Regions from separate parts of the Homo sapiens genome. Here region 2 is linked to region 1. Evidence: chromatin contacts called from ENCODE Hi-C or POLR2A ChIA-PET data. All regions are on one chromosome and are shown on one strand. Each heading gives the region's core, a stretch centred on a gene start or an enhancer-like site at or near the end of the contact. The rest is flanking DNA. Distances are from core to core; before and after follow the strand shown.

Region 1 (6,108 bases), core at 2,169-4,668:
GATAGTCCTTAAATAAGACCTGAAAGTAAAGGGAAAAAAATAAAGGGGTACGTTTCAAAGAAAATAAGGAAATGTTCACAGATGTGGCTTAGAAATTCCTTTCAATAGTACTCATTTCACAATATTACTTTTTAGTAAAACTTTGGAAGCTTAAATATTCAATAATAGTTTATTGGCTAGTCAAATTATAATATGTACAAAAAATACATCTATTTAATACAGCATTATTACTGTCTTTGATTTGTGAAACAGACTGCTTGCCTGTGGTAATTTTTTAGCTCTGAGAGTTAATTCAGCATTGTATTACATTATTTGGATATTTTGCATGCATGTTCACCAGTGATACTCGTCTTTGGTTTTAAAGGCAGAATTTATTTTTGCCAGGTGTTGGGAAAATAATTAAAATTCAAATCTCCTGCCAATGGCAGAAAATCCTCTCCACAAATGTAGAAAAAAAGAACACAGTTTTATTACTTAATAATCACTAAATCAACTGTGATGCACTTCACAGGCAATCCACTAATGAGATTAAAAGGACAGGAAGAAATCTCTTTTTTATAGCCAAGCAGATACAATCCAATACATACATTTTCCAAATAATCAAGTAAGACCTTACAGTTCAATTTGCTACACATAATTTATCCTAAATTCACCTGTTAATTGGAGTTGCCACTGTGTTAGTTAATTCCCTTTATCCCAAATCAAAAAAACATTTCTCATAGCTTTATGATGAACAGGTTATTACAAGTTAGAGCCAGGGATGCTTCCTTCTTCCCCTTCAGTTGTCTGGGCAGCCTGGGGTGTTCACTCATCTCTGTCCCCAAAAGAACATAGCCTATCTGTCCTGGCATTTATTTTAATTTCTTATGCTTTCTTACTTTTCTACCAGTGCTGCAATCCTCAATACAGTAGCCACTAGGCAATTTGGCTACATACATTTAAATTAATTAAAATGTAAAAATAAAATAAGTAAAGTTTAAAATTCAGTTTCTCAGTTGCTTAAGCCACAGTTCAAGTACTCAATAGTCATACAGGGCTGGTGGCTACTGTACTGACCAGTACACATGCAGAGCACTTCCACCACTGCAGAAAGTTCTCTTAGACAATACTGCACTAGATCATGAAGTCCTGTGTGTCAGTGTACACCAAAATCCATGTACAACTTTTCCTAACAGATACTTCCTAAGTGTTTAGAAGATGAACCAATGAATGATTTTGGCATTAGTTCACTTTAGCTGTTACTTTTTTCTTGCTCTGCCGCCAGGCTGGAGTGCAGTGACATAATCATAGCTCACTGCAGCCGCACACCACAGGGTTCAAGAAATTTTCTCAACTCATCACCCTCCCGAATAGCTGGAAAAACAGGCATGTACCACCACACCAGTTTTTCAATTCTAATTATCTAACTTCTCCAAGAAAACAGACTTCACCCAACATGTACATCTGCTACTCACATCCCCTCCTATGCAAGCTTCACCTTCCATGCCATGATTCTGCCCCACCAGTTCGTCATTACTCATCTTATTCACTCCACAATTACTTACTAAGCATCTATTTGGTGCCAGGTAACCCTCTGGGTACTGAAGCTATAACAGACAACAAAAAAGAAAAAAGATTCCTCCCACCAGGAACAGACAATGAGCATGTGCATATACTGAACATACAGTACATCAGCTAGTGAGTGACACACACTGTGGAAAACAACAAAGCAGTGATGGAGGAGTGGAAGTGCTAGGCGAGGGAAGGTGACTGCGATTGCAAATAGCCATTCAGGGAAGCTTTTCTGAGAAAGTAACCACGGAACAAACACACGAAGAAGATAAGGATGCAAGTTTGTGCGTATGTGGGGGAAGAATATTCCACGTCGATGGCACAGCAACTAGTGACAGTGGCTAGAGCTCACAGGAATGAGGAGGCAGAGAAGGAAGGTGGGATCAGAAAGGTAATGGCCTAATTGTACAAATAGGTCATTGCAGAAGTGACTCAGTTAGAGCCACTGAAAAATTATAGGTTGAGGAATGACAGGAATTTATGTAACAATAGGACCACGGTCACAGCTGTACTGAGAACAGACTGATGAGGGTTAAGGGCAGATGCAGGGAATCCAGCTAGGAGGCTACCGCAATAATCCAGGTGGCTTTATTGCTATCACTACCGGGGTGGTAGTGGTGGTGGTAGTGCTGGGGTAACTAATGGTCAGATTCTGTATACAGTGTATAGCTTAGCTCCAACTAGAGGATCTGAATATAGGTATAAGTCAAAGGGAAGAATCAAGGATGACTGCAAGCATCTCTTCACTTGAGACCACATGGTACAGTTTTGACAACCATAAACCGAATAACCTTACATTCCAAAGTTGCATTGTGAATTACAGTTTTAAAATGTTGGCAAGACTAGAAAGTCTTCTAGCAGAAAACTGTAGAAAAGAGGAACACTGGGTGAGGAGGATAATACCTTGGAGCTCTCCTGTGGGCTCCGTCCTTCCTATACTGAAAGGAACCATGGATCCAGTCCCTTAAATGGACTTGGTTAGGTGGGAACAGGCAGGAGAAGCAAAGCAAACACACAGTCCTGATAAAGTGTTTCAGGAAGATTTGCGGACACACCGACCTACCTGAGGCATTACTCTGCAATTTCCAACAGCCAACAGAGTCCTCTTTCCAGGCTCTTATCTTAGAGATGGGCAGTGTCCTGAGGGCACAGAAGGGCAGGAAAAAGCAGTCATGAAAAATCAGGCTTATCTTGCGGCACCTGTGACACACCATAATGGAAAGGCACACTGGTAATCACTCTCCAGGGCGCCAATCTCTCCCTGGGAACTAACAGGGTGTTTCTCCGCAAGGGCTAACCATTTACCAGGTGCCACCTGCGAGGAAAATCAATTACTCTGTAAATAAAATCCTCATAAAACAATGGTAAAAACTTTATCAGCTCGTTCAGTCTTCACCACTATGCACGGTGTGCGTTCACATTTTTCCAGATCTATTTTTTAAACGATGACAAAACTGAAATTCCAAGATACTGAACCCATTTGTTCAAGGTTACACAACTGTAGAGCGCCGGCTTCATGACGACATAACCCAAAGACAACTGTGGCTGGCGTCTAACCACGCGCCCACTTCACTCTCACAACAGCGCCAAGAGGTCGGCGCCGTCATCACCCCGCGTTTACATAGGAGGACATGAAGGCCAGGAAAACCAAGGCACCGGCCGGGGTCACACCGCGGGGCAGACCCAGGGCCTGAGCCCCGCCGCCGCCCCCGGGACTCATACTGGCCGGAGTCCTCAGCAGGGCCTCACCGTCCCCGCAGGCGCCCCGCGTCGCTGGTGAGCGGGCAACGGCCGCCGACCTCTGGGGACGACACTGCCCAGAATCGTCCCGGAGCCTGGGAGTCGCCGTCAGGCCTGAGGCTACAGCGGGGCGGACCCAGTGCGCCGCCCACAGCCGATCGACATTTCCCAGAATCATCCGCGCAGGGGACAAAATTCCAGGCGCAACGAACCGCAGGTACCGGAAGACCACACTTCCCAGGAGTCTCTGCGGCCGCGCGGACCTGGGGCGCCGCGGGCAAACAGATCTCGGTTTCCTAAAAAACTAAACCGCCTGGGGCTGTCGTCCCAGAGCCCGGCAGTTAGGACCATGCGGGAAGTGTCCTGGGGCATATAGTCATACTGATGAGGTGAAAGATACACCTCGGAACCAAGGGCCACCCTCTACTTTTAAGGACAATGGCGCCGGGACCAAGAAACTACACTTCCCAGAAAACCGTGCGGCCGTGGCAAACTCTTCTGGGTCTAGCGTGCGCTCACACTAATGTTTATCTCCCGGGACGTGGGCAGACCTTGTACCAGGCGAGCTCTCGCCTTTGCTAGCAAAAGAGCTCCTCTCTTCCCAAACCCTGCTACTACGCTGTCCACCCTGTATGGTCTTTGAGGTCTTTGAGGTTTTTTTGGAATTCACTTGCTGGAGACTACAGCTCACAGAACGCCCTGGGCTGGATTGTGCCAGCTGTAGTTCGCGAACCAAGGACATTTCCTGGAAATGCATGCGGCCACGTATCTGTGACAGAAATGGCAGTTCTCACGTGCGTTACGCCCCCTGGAAGGACTTGGAAATACGGAACTTGAGTGAGCACTGAGAGGACACAGACCCTCATCCTGGGAGGAGTCACTCCTCCCGCAGCCATCAGAGCCTGACAACCGCTTCTCACCAGAGGCGCTTCTTAGACCCTGACCTTGCCCGGCTCACCCAAAGGGGCAATGGCCTTCTTTGTATGCAAGCCAGACAGTCTACTGTTGTATATTTGAATTTTTTACTTTATTTTTAATATTTTAATTAAATTTTAATTTAATGCTGCCTCTACCTCTGAGAGAGACAGGGAGAGATGGGGGAGGCCTGGAGTGGGGGCCCTGCGGGGCAGGGACAGGGGACCCTTCCTCACTTTGCACAATCTGGGAACCCTCCCCAAGCGGAACAGCCAGCTGCAGTGGAAAAGCACTGGCTTAGTGGGCTTCGTCCTGGGGACGAAGGCTGGGAGACTGCAGCTGAAAGGTGTGGGCTCCAGGAGGGCCGCAGGGGGCCTAGCAGCAGCGTCAGGGAGCAGAAGTCCGCCCTCCCTCCATCTTCCTTCCTTCTCTGGCCGCCAGAGCGCTCTGTCTCCCTCCCACGCCCACAGCTACAGGTGGAGCCGGCTTGGGGCGGGGGGGGGGTCCTCCTAGGGCGAAGAGGGCCAGGAGCCTTCCTGAGGACCTGAGGCTCCTCTGGGCCTCCCAGGGCTGGGCCTGTGATCTGATCTGCTTTGCCCTGGGAGGGACGTGCTCAGTGGTGGGGTTTGTGTAGCTGTCACTCATTCACCTGCCTGTGCTCAGCCACTCACCTGCTACTCCCATTGGCACCCACCCAGTACACATGTGGGTCGTCAGCTGCCATCAGGAGTAGTTCCTGCCTGTGTCACACACACCCATCCCACCCACCACACTGCAGGTTACAGGATTGCCCCACAAGCGCCACCATGCCTGCCTGAGGTTACCTGGCACACAAGTATCCTCACCTGCATGACATGACCAGATCGTGCACTTTCTATGCCAGGACCAGGGCCAGGGCAAGCTTGCACCTTCAGCCTTGGGGACACTGGGGGTGGTGGTGGCTGGAGGCCAGGGAAGTCACCAGGCTGGAGACATCATCTACCTCCAGGAGAGGGTTGATATCAGACATCTCCCATGCACCACTTTGAGCTATCTCAGCGTCACCTGGGACTCTGGCTGGCACTGTGACCAGCAGTTCCATGAAGGTTTAGACCACCTCTAGGCTTAGGAAGGGCCTCCCTTGCCATCAGCGTGGTCCAGGCTGCACGCCTGGTGACCAAGGGCTCTGGGCAGCAGATGCAGCCAGCCAGAGTGTTGGGGTGAGGGGCCTGGGCACAGGAGGGACGTGAGGCCTTCCCTGCACCCCCATGACCACCATTTCAGAGGGAGGACAGCAATTGTTTGGGTTTGTCCTGTGAGCGGTGGCAGAGGGCAGGGCCCAGGGCAGGTCCAGGGCCAGACAGGCATCCCATGCTACAGCCTCGGGGCCACGAGGGCACATGATGGGGTCGGTGTGAGGGCATCCCCTGTGCCAAATACCTGGGCAGGAGGTGCCCTGGGGTTGGTGGGTGGGTCAGGGCATTTGCAGGATTTCTGGTTTCTGTTGGAGTTGTATGTCCTGGAGAATGGAGGGAAGAGAGAAAGGGTGAAGAGAAGGGGGAAACGACCCCTGCTGCTTCCTGGCCTCTAAGTAGGGGGTGATGGGTGGTTGGTGAGTGGCAGAGGGGTCAGCGGGAGCTTCAAGGCTGAGCCAGGGAAGCGGAGGCAGCAGGGATGCAGACCTTGCCTGAGGCTGGCTCGGGGCTGGGGCTTCTTAGAGGTCAGGGCCCTAGAGCTCCCGGACAGGGAGTCTGCAGGAACAGTGACACAGCACATGACACAGCACAACTCAACACAACACAACCTGGCACAGCAGAGCAGCGTGCTGTGCACTGGGCTGCAGGAGAACACGGAGTGGGGTCTGTAGGGTCCCAGGAGTCATGGAGCAAACTGACCTGAGCCGTGTCCCTCAGTCAAGGCACA
Region 2 (5,937 bases), core at 2,240-4,739, 400 kb before region 1:
GAGCAGCTTATGTGCTGGCAGGGGGCTTCTAAGCTGGTTAACAGTGAGTACCTCCGCGGATTTGGGGGCAGGGATGTGAAGTTGGTGGGGGAGGGATAGTCATGGGGACTTGGCAGACTGCCATGAGATGGCCTGGGTTGGAAACCCAGAACCCCCCATCTTCCACTTGAGTGATCTTGAACAAAGTGACTTTACCTCCCTGTGCCTTAGTTTCCTCATCTGTCAAATGGGGTTAATAACAGCACCTCCCTCCCAGAGGAAGTGAAACCGTATCTAACACGTGGTACACACCCAGTAAATATTAGCTACTACTTATGATAATATCTATAATTGTTCTAACATATTCATACATTGTCCATGCTTTAACATTTTATTCGAAGAGGAATCAAAGAGCTAGGAACAAGACTCTAAGCTAAACTGGGCCGCGTGTGAGATGATCTCATTTCACCGCCGTTTCTTCTTTCCTGCACTTTGTGTTATCACGCTTTGTGATTTTTCTATCTGTGGGGCTGTTGGAACCCACGGCCACCGCCTCCACTAGGCTGGGAGCTCGGCCAGGAAGGGCGGGAGGTTTTTTCCTCGCTTGGTCCCAGGGCCAGGCTTGGGCCATGGCACATAGTAGGTGCTTAATACATAGTCGCTGACGGGGATCGGGCTGCGGGTCAGGGGTACTCCCCGCCTCACCCGCGGCGCCCTCCAGAGCAGGAGCGGGCGAAGGAGGGCGGGGAGGGGCGTCTTACCTCTGCTGCTGGTTGAACTTGCACCGGCATCTTCTGCCTGTGGGCGTGGAGAGGTAGGAGAAGCTGAGGCTCCCTCCCGGCGGGCGCCAAGCGGCGCTGTAGCTCCAGCTCGCCCTCGCGAGGGGCGGGGCTTGGGGGACGGGGCGGGGCTAGAGGCGAGACCGGGGGCCGGGGAACCAAGGCAGGGTAGGCGGGGCAAGGCCTGGGAGGGGTTGGGGCGGGGCGGGGCCAGGGAGGGGCGGGACCAGGGAGAAGCGGGGCCAGGGAGAGGGGGGCTAGGGAGAGGCGGGGCCAGGGAGAGGCGGGGCCAGAGAGAGGTGGGGCCAGGGAGAGGCGGGGTAGAGGGCGGGAGCTAGGGGCACTCACTCAGCACGATGAGGATGCCCAGGATGAAGAGGATCCCGGCGATGACGAGGCCTCCGATCTGCAGGGACTGGTAGTCTGTGAGCAGCAGAGCAGGGAAGGTGAGGGCAGGGAAGACAGGAGGGAGAATAGGAGAGGGGTAAATTGGGAAGGAGGGAACAGGGAGAAAGGACCAGCAGGCAGAAGGGGGGAAGTAAGATAATTAAGGGGGAGCAGATATGGGAGGAGGAAAGTGGGGTACCAGGGAGAGGAAAGGGGTGTATAGGAAAGGGAGGGAGGGGACAGGGAGGAGGAGGACAGGGGGGAGAGAAGACGGGAAGAAGCAGAGGATGGGCCACGAGATGCTGAGACAGACGCAGGCAAGAGAAAGAGAACCAGAGAGGTATCACATAGACAGTGACACAGATAGACACAGACAGGAAAAGATGCAGACAGGTGGAATCAGAGAGGAAGGACAAAATAGAGGGAAGGAGAATGACAGAGATATCAATACTGGGACTCTGGGGGAGGGCGAGGGGGAATCAAAGGACCAGCAAAGCCAGGCTCTCCCCCAGGACTCAAAATTAGACCCCCCGCTCACCGTAAGTGAACGGGTCGTGTTCCTTTGGACTTTCTGGAAAGAGAGAGAAATCAGGGGTTGAATGCTTCCTGGGGTCCTGGCAGGGAGGGGCATGAGGAGACCACTGGAGGCTCTGCCTTGCTGGGCTTAGAGTCTGAGGGTGTCTGGGCAGGCTGCCCACACTCTCTGGGTCCCAGCTGCCCCCTCTGCACTGTCCCAGATGGGGCAGGTGGCACCTAACTGCCCCAGCTCCCTGACTCACGGCAGGCTGTCTGTGACCCAGTTATCCCATCGGGGATTCAGCCCCATCCCACCCCATCTTTGCCTGATCTGGGGCTTCCTCTCCCCTCCCCCAAATACCAGCCTGTGACTGGACCCCACGTGGAGACCCCCAAACTTCTTGGTACCCCAGCCGACTTAGTCTAGGTTGGGGTCTCCAACTTGGTTCTTCGGTCCCCACCGCCACCCCTGGGGCTGAGGTGGGTAGCGGGCAGCCTCCCCTGCACTCACCTGCCTTGGCCATGGTGAGGAGACCCACACAGAAAACCAAGATGTGGCCAAGAGACGCCATTGTCCTGGGGGGGACACCACGGATTAGGCAGTGTGTGCCCTTGCTCTCCCACATAGGGCTTGAACCCAAGGGATTAAGTCAGAGACAGTCTGGGGACTGAATCACAGAAGTGTTTGTCCTCTATCTTGGTGGCTCCAAGCTAGAGAAACGGGTATCCCCAGCTTCGTGGGGACACAGTGTCACCAAAACAACCTCCACGATGGGATCACACAACAACACAACGTAGCAGGGACGGGGGTGAGACACACAGTCCCCGGGGGGCCTCCCTTGGGCCTCCACCTCCCGCAGCAGGCCCCCGATTCCCAGACCTACCCTGGCAGGGCAGAGGAGGCGCTGCCTCACACAAACACAGAGCAGGAGACAGCAGGGCACGCCCAAGTCCCACCTGCCTACATGCCCGGCCTCACTGTGCCCCGCGAAATCCCAGCTCCCTGCCCTCTCCGCCCGCCCGCTCGCGGCCTGACCCCGGGTATAAATATCTCCCACTTCACCCTGGAGGAATTCTGCTCGCTCAGGCCACCATGGCAACAGCCTGCCTTCCCCCACTCAGGGGGTCACGCACAGCCCTGCCGGGGTGAGGCCCAGCTGCCACATCGCCACAGGCTGCCCCTGTGGGAAAGGTCACCCCGTCTCCTCCCTGGGCAGCAACGAGAAAAGGAAAAGACAGCCCCTCTGCCCGCCTCTGGGTGACATCTTTCACAATCGGATGTCAGGCAAGTGACATGAGGCCCAGCCCAGTGGGCCTTAGAGATAGAAAACACATGCTGGGGCAGGGATACACACACACACACACACACACACACACACACACACACACAGTGGGGCCGGAATGGACATGAACAACAACCTCTCCCCAAACTGCTGGTTGGAGCAGGACGTGGGGTGTAAACACCGTCAGGCATCCAATACTCCTCCTCTGGGCCTCCGGTGCCCCCACGCAGTGACGCAACCAGCCCTACACACGTGTGTGTCCCAACTCCACACCCTGCCAGGGTGCACACGCACCAGCAGGGCAGGGAGGAGTCACCCACATCCCACCCTGCAGAACCCACTGCCTCAACCACACTCCCTCCCTCTTGGGTTGGCCTGCCTGGGAAGCCTCGGGCTGGCCACTCCTGCTCCCAAAATAGGCGGCCCAGCCAGACCAGGGGTGAGGCCTGGAGGGAAGGAGTGGGGGACGCTCACCCCAATCGGGCTGTCCCCTGCTGAAAGAAGGCCCCCAAACGTCCTGCTGTGCCCCGGGGGCTGAGCACTTTGGACCCCCTGGCCCAGAGCTGGACGCGCCGCCCCCAGCAGCCTCCCCTCCCAGCCCCACCCCACCCATGCCCTCCCCAACCAGCAGCTGAAACTGGAGCTGGGGCTGGAGGGGGGCCAGGGGGCGGCCCCCAGCCCAGACTGCCCTGGCCCGCTTGGTTAACTCTCTCAGTTCAGAGAGAGCAGCAGCAGGCAGCCAGCAGGCAGGCTGGAGAGGCTAGGAGGATTGTGGAGGACAGGGTTGTGAACACACACACACACAAACACACACGCCTCCAAGAGCTTTTGGGCTGAGGCGGCTGCCCCCTGGGAACTGGGTCCAGCCAGGGCCGAAGGTCACCCAGCCTGACTGCCCAGGAGCCCACTGACCCCCGATCCCAGTGCTCCGTGAGGTCCTTAACAGGGCTGTTTTAGAGGACGGGAGGGAGGTGTGTGTGTGTGTGTGTGTGTGCGCGCGCATGTGCGCTATCTGCTGTGGTGAGATCCCCAGAAATGCACCACACACACACACCCACACACAATCCCAAAGACCCAGATATACAGGTACAAAACCAGACAAAACCATGTATGTATGTACATCCATAGAAGCAGACACACACAGAATGACACACTGATAGAGAAACCCAAAGACCCGGACACACAGCCAACACCTTTTATGCCAGTCACAAAATACCAGAACAAGCACATTTATGTCTACACAGACCCACGCACGCTCATGTAGATGGATGGCCACACAGAGATACAGTCAAAGACATAGCCACATCACCATCTACACTCACAAACTGGCCACAAAAATGCATGTTTATGTGAAGACCCACCCACAAATGGCCATACAGAAACACACAAGTATGTGCACACCGCACATAAATGCATTCTAAGATGCATGGCCAAACATGGCCAGGTACGGTGGCTCACACCTGTACTCCCAGCACTTTGGGAGGCCAAGGCGGGAGGATCACTTGAGGCCAGGAGTTCAACACCAGCCTGGCCAACCCGACGAGAGCTCGTCTCTACTAAAAAAATATACAAAAATTAGCTGGGTGTGGTGGCGTGCGCCTGTAATCACGGCTACTCCGGAGGCTGAGGCAGGAGAGTCACTTGAGCCCGGGAGGCAGAGCTTGCAGTGAGCTGAGATCATGCCACTGCACTCTAGCCTGGGCAACAGAGCGAGACTCTGTCTCAAAAACAAAAACAAAACAAAAAAACCCCAAAGGTACAGACATGCAGCCAGCACTCCTACATGGTCCCAAAGATAGGAAGGCCAACAAGCTTGTGTACACACAGACAGATTTCCATGGGCACAGATACACAAGCAGAAACACCATCAAGGACAACCCGCCGCTCTCACACATACCCACAAAAGCAGAAACACACACACTGGTTCACACCCTATGCTTGAGCAAACAGGCACATGGTTGGCCACGGTGACAGATGCGCAGGCTGACACACTTGCATGTTCACACATTCCAAAACCACAGATATGTATTTAACCCCACACTTTCCTTCCCCTGAGCTCTTGTCGGGGACAACACACCTGGCGTCCCCATGGGCAGGCCAGGTTTACAGGTCCTGGTGACAGGGAAACCTGGAATGGCCCAGGCACTGCACTCCTGGTTGTGTGAACTTGAGCAGCTCTGTGCCTCATTTTCACATGCTCCAAAATGGAAAAATCACTAAGATCACGTGTATAATCCTGGACAGGGCTCAGAGGTCTCTGAACTTGACATTGTCTTATGATTAACTTCATTTTTTGTTTGTTTGTTTGAGACCGGGTCTTGCTCTGTCACCCAGGCTGAAGTGCAATGGCACAATCATAGCTCACTGTAGCCTCAACCTCATGGGCTCAAGTGATTCTCCCACCTCAGCTTCCTGAGTAGCTGGGACTATGGGCGTGCGACACCATGCCTGGCTAATTTTTTAATTTTTTGTACAGTCGGGGTTTCTCTATGTTGCCCAGGCTTGTCTTGAACTCCTGGCCCCAAGCGATCCTCCCACTTCAGCCTGCCAAAATGTGGGATTACAGAAATGAGCCACCGTGCCTGGCCTATTATTATTGTCCTTGTCATCCTCCTCCTTGTGAACTGGACTGCTGGGCTGGGCACCCTATGAGAGTGGGTTCAGATCCCTCTGTGCCCCTGGCACTCAGCTCTCCAACTTCACTTTCAGGGACCCTGTTTATCATACCCAATAGTCAGTGAAGGAAACTGAGAGCTGACGGGCATGGCTCAAACCACAAGCTGCTGGGGTCTGCTCCTCTAGGAGCTGGATCCGGAGCCCACCCCCAAGCTTGCCGACCACTGTGGGATGCCCACCTTGTGCTGAACCCCAAAAGGATGAGTTGCCTCCATCACCTGAGTCCTCTCCACAACTGGGAAGCGGGTGCCACGATTGTCCCCGTTTGACAGATGGGAAAACTGAGGCCACACAGGACTGGGCCTGGAACCCAGATC

The links. A loop is a pair of places that touch in the nucleus more often than their neighbours do. ChIA-PET counts read pairs that join two places held with the same protein, here RNA polymerase II (POLR2A). Pooled maps may share reads with other maps.
Region 2: a pooled map shows a loop between it and region 1 (8-fold over the local background). The contact joins the promoter of FXYD1 here to the promoter of ZNF181 in region 1. A Hi-C loop is called at or near these places in 13 of 50 pooled maps. POLR2A ChIA-PET finds 5 or more read pairs at or near these places in 2 of 52 experiments (activated CD4-positive, alpha-beta T cell and endothelial cell of umbilical vein).

The regions. Positions count from the first base shown.
Region 1 is chr19:34,731,553-34,737,660 of GRCh38, reverse strand. ZNF181 (zinc finger protein 181) reads right to left here and starts at 3,418. Exons shown (of 4, transcript NM_001029997.4): 1 at 2,615-3,418. The coding sequence starts at 2,623. RefSeq lists silencers at 3,176-3,235, 3,336-3,385, 6,091-6,108 and enhancers at 3,666-4,055, 3,776-4,293, 4,511-4,570.
Region 2 is chr19:35,136,376-35,142,312 of GRCh38, reverse strand. It overlaps FXYD1 (FXYD domain containing ion transport regulator 1), which reads right to left and starts at 3,489. Exons shown (of 8, transcript NM_021902.4): 1 at 3,419-3,489; 2 at 2,173-2,237; 3 at 1,684-1,716; 4 at 1,107-1,181; 5 at 741-777. The coding sequence starts at 2,233. RefSeq lists silencers at 718-937, 1,048-1,177 and an enhancer at 521-1,083.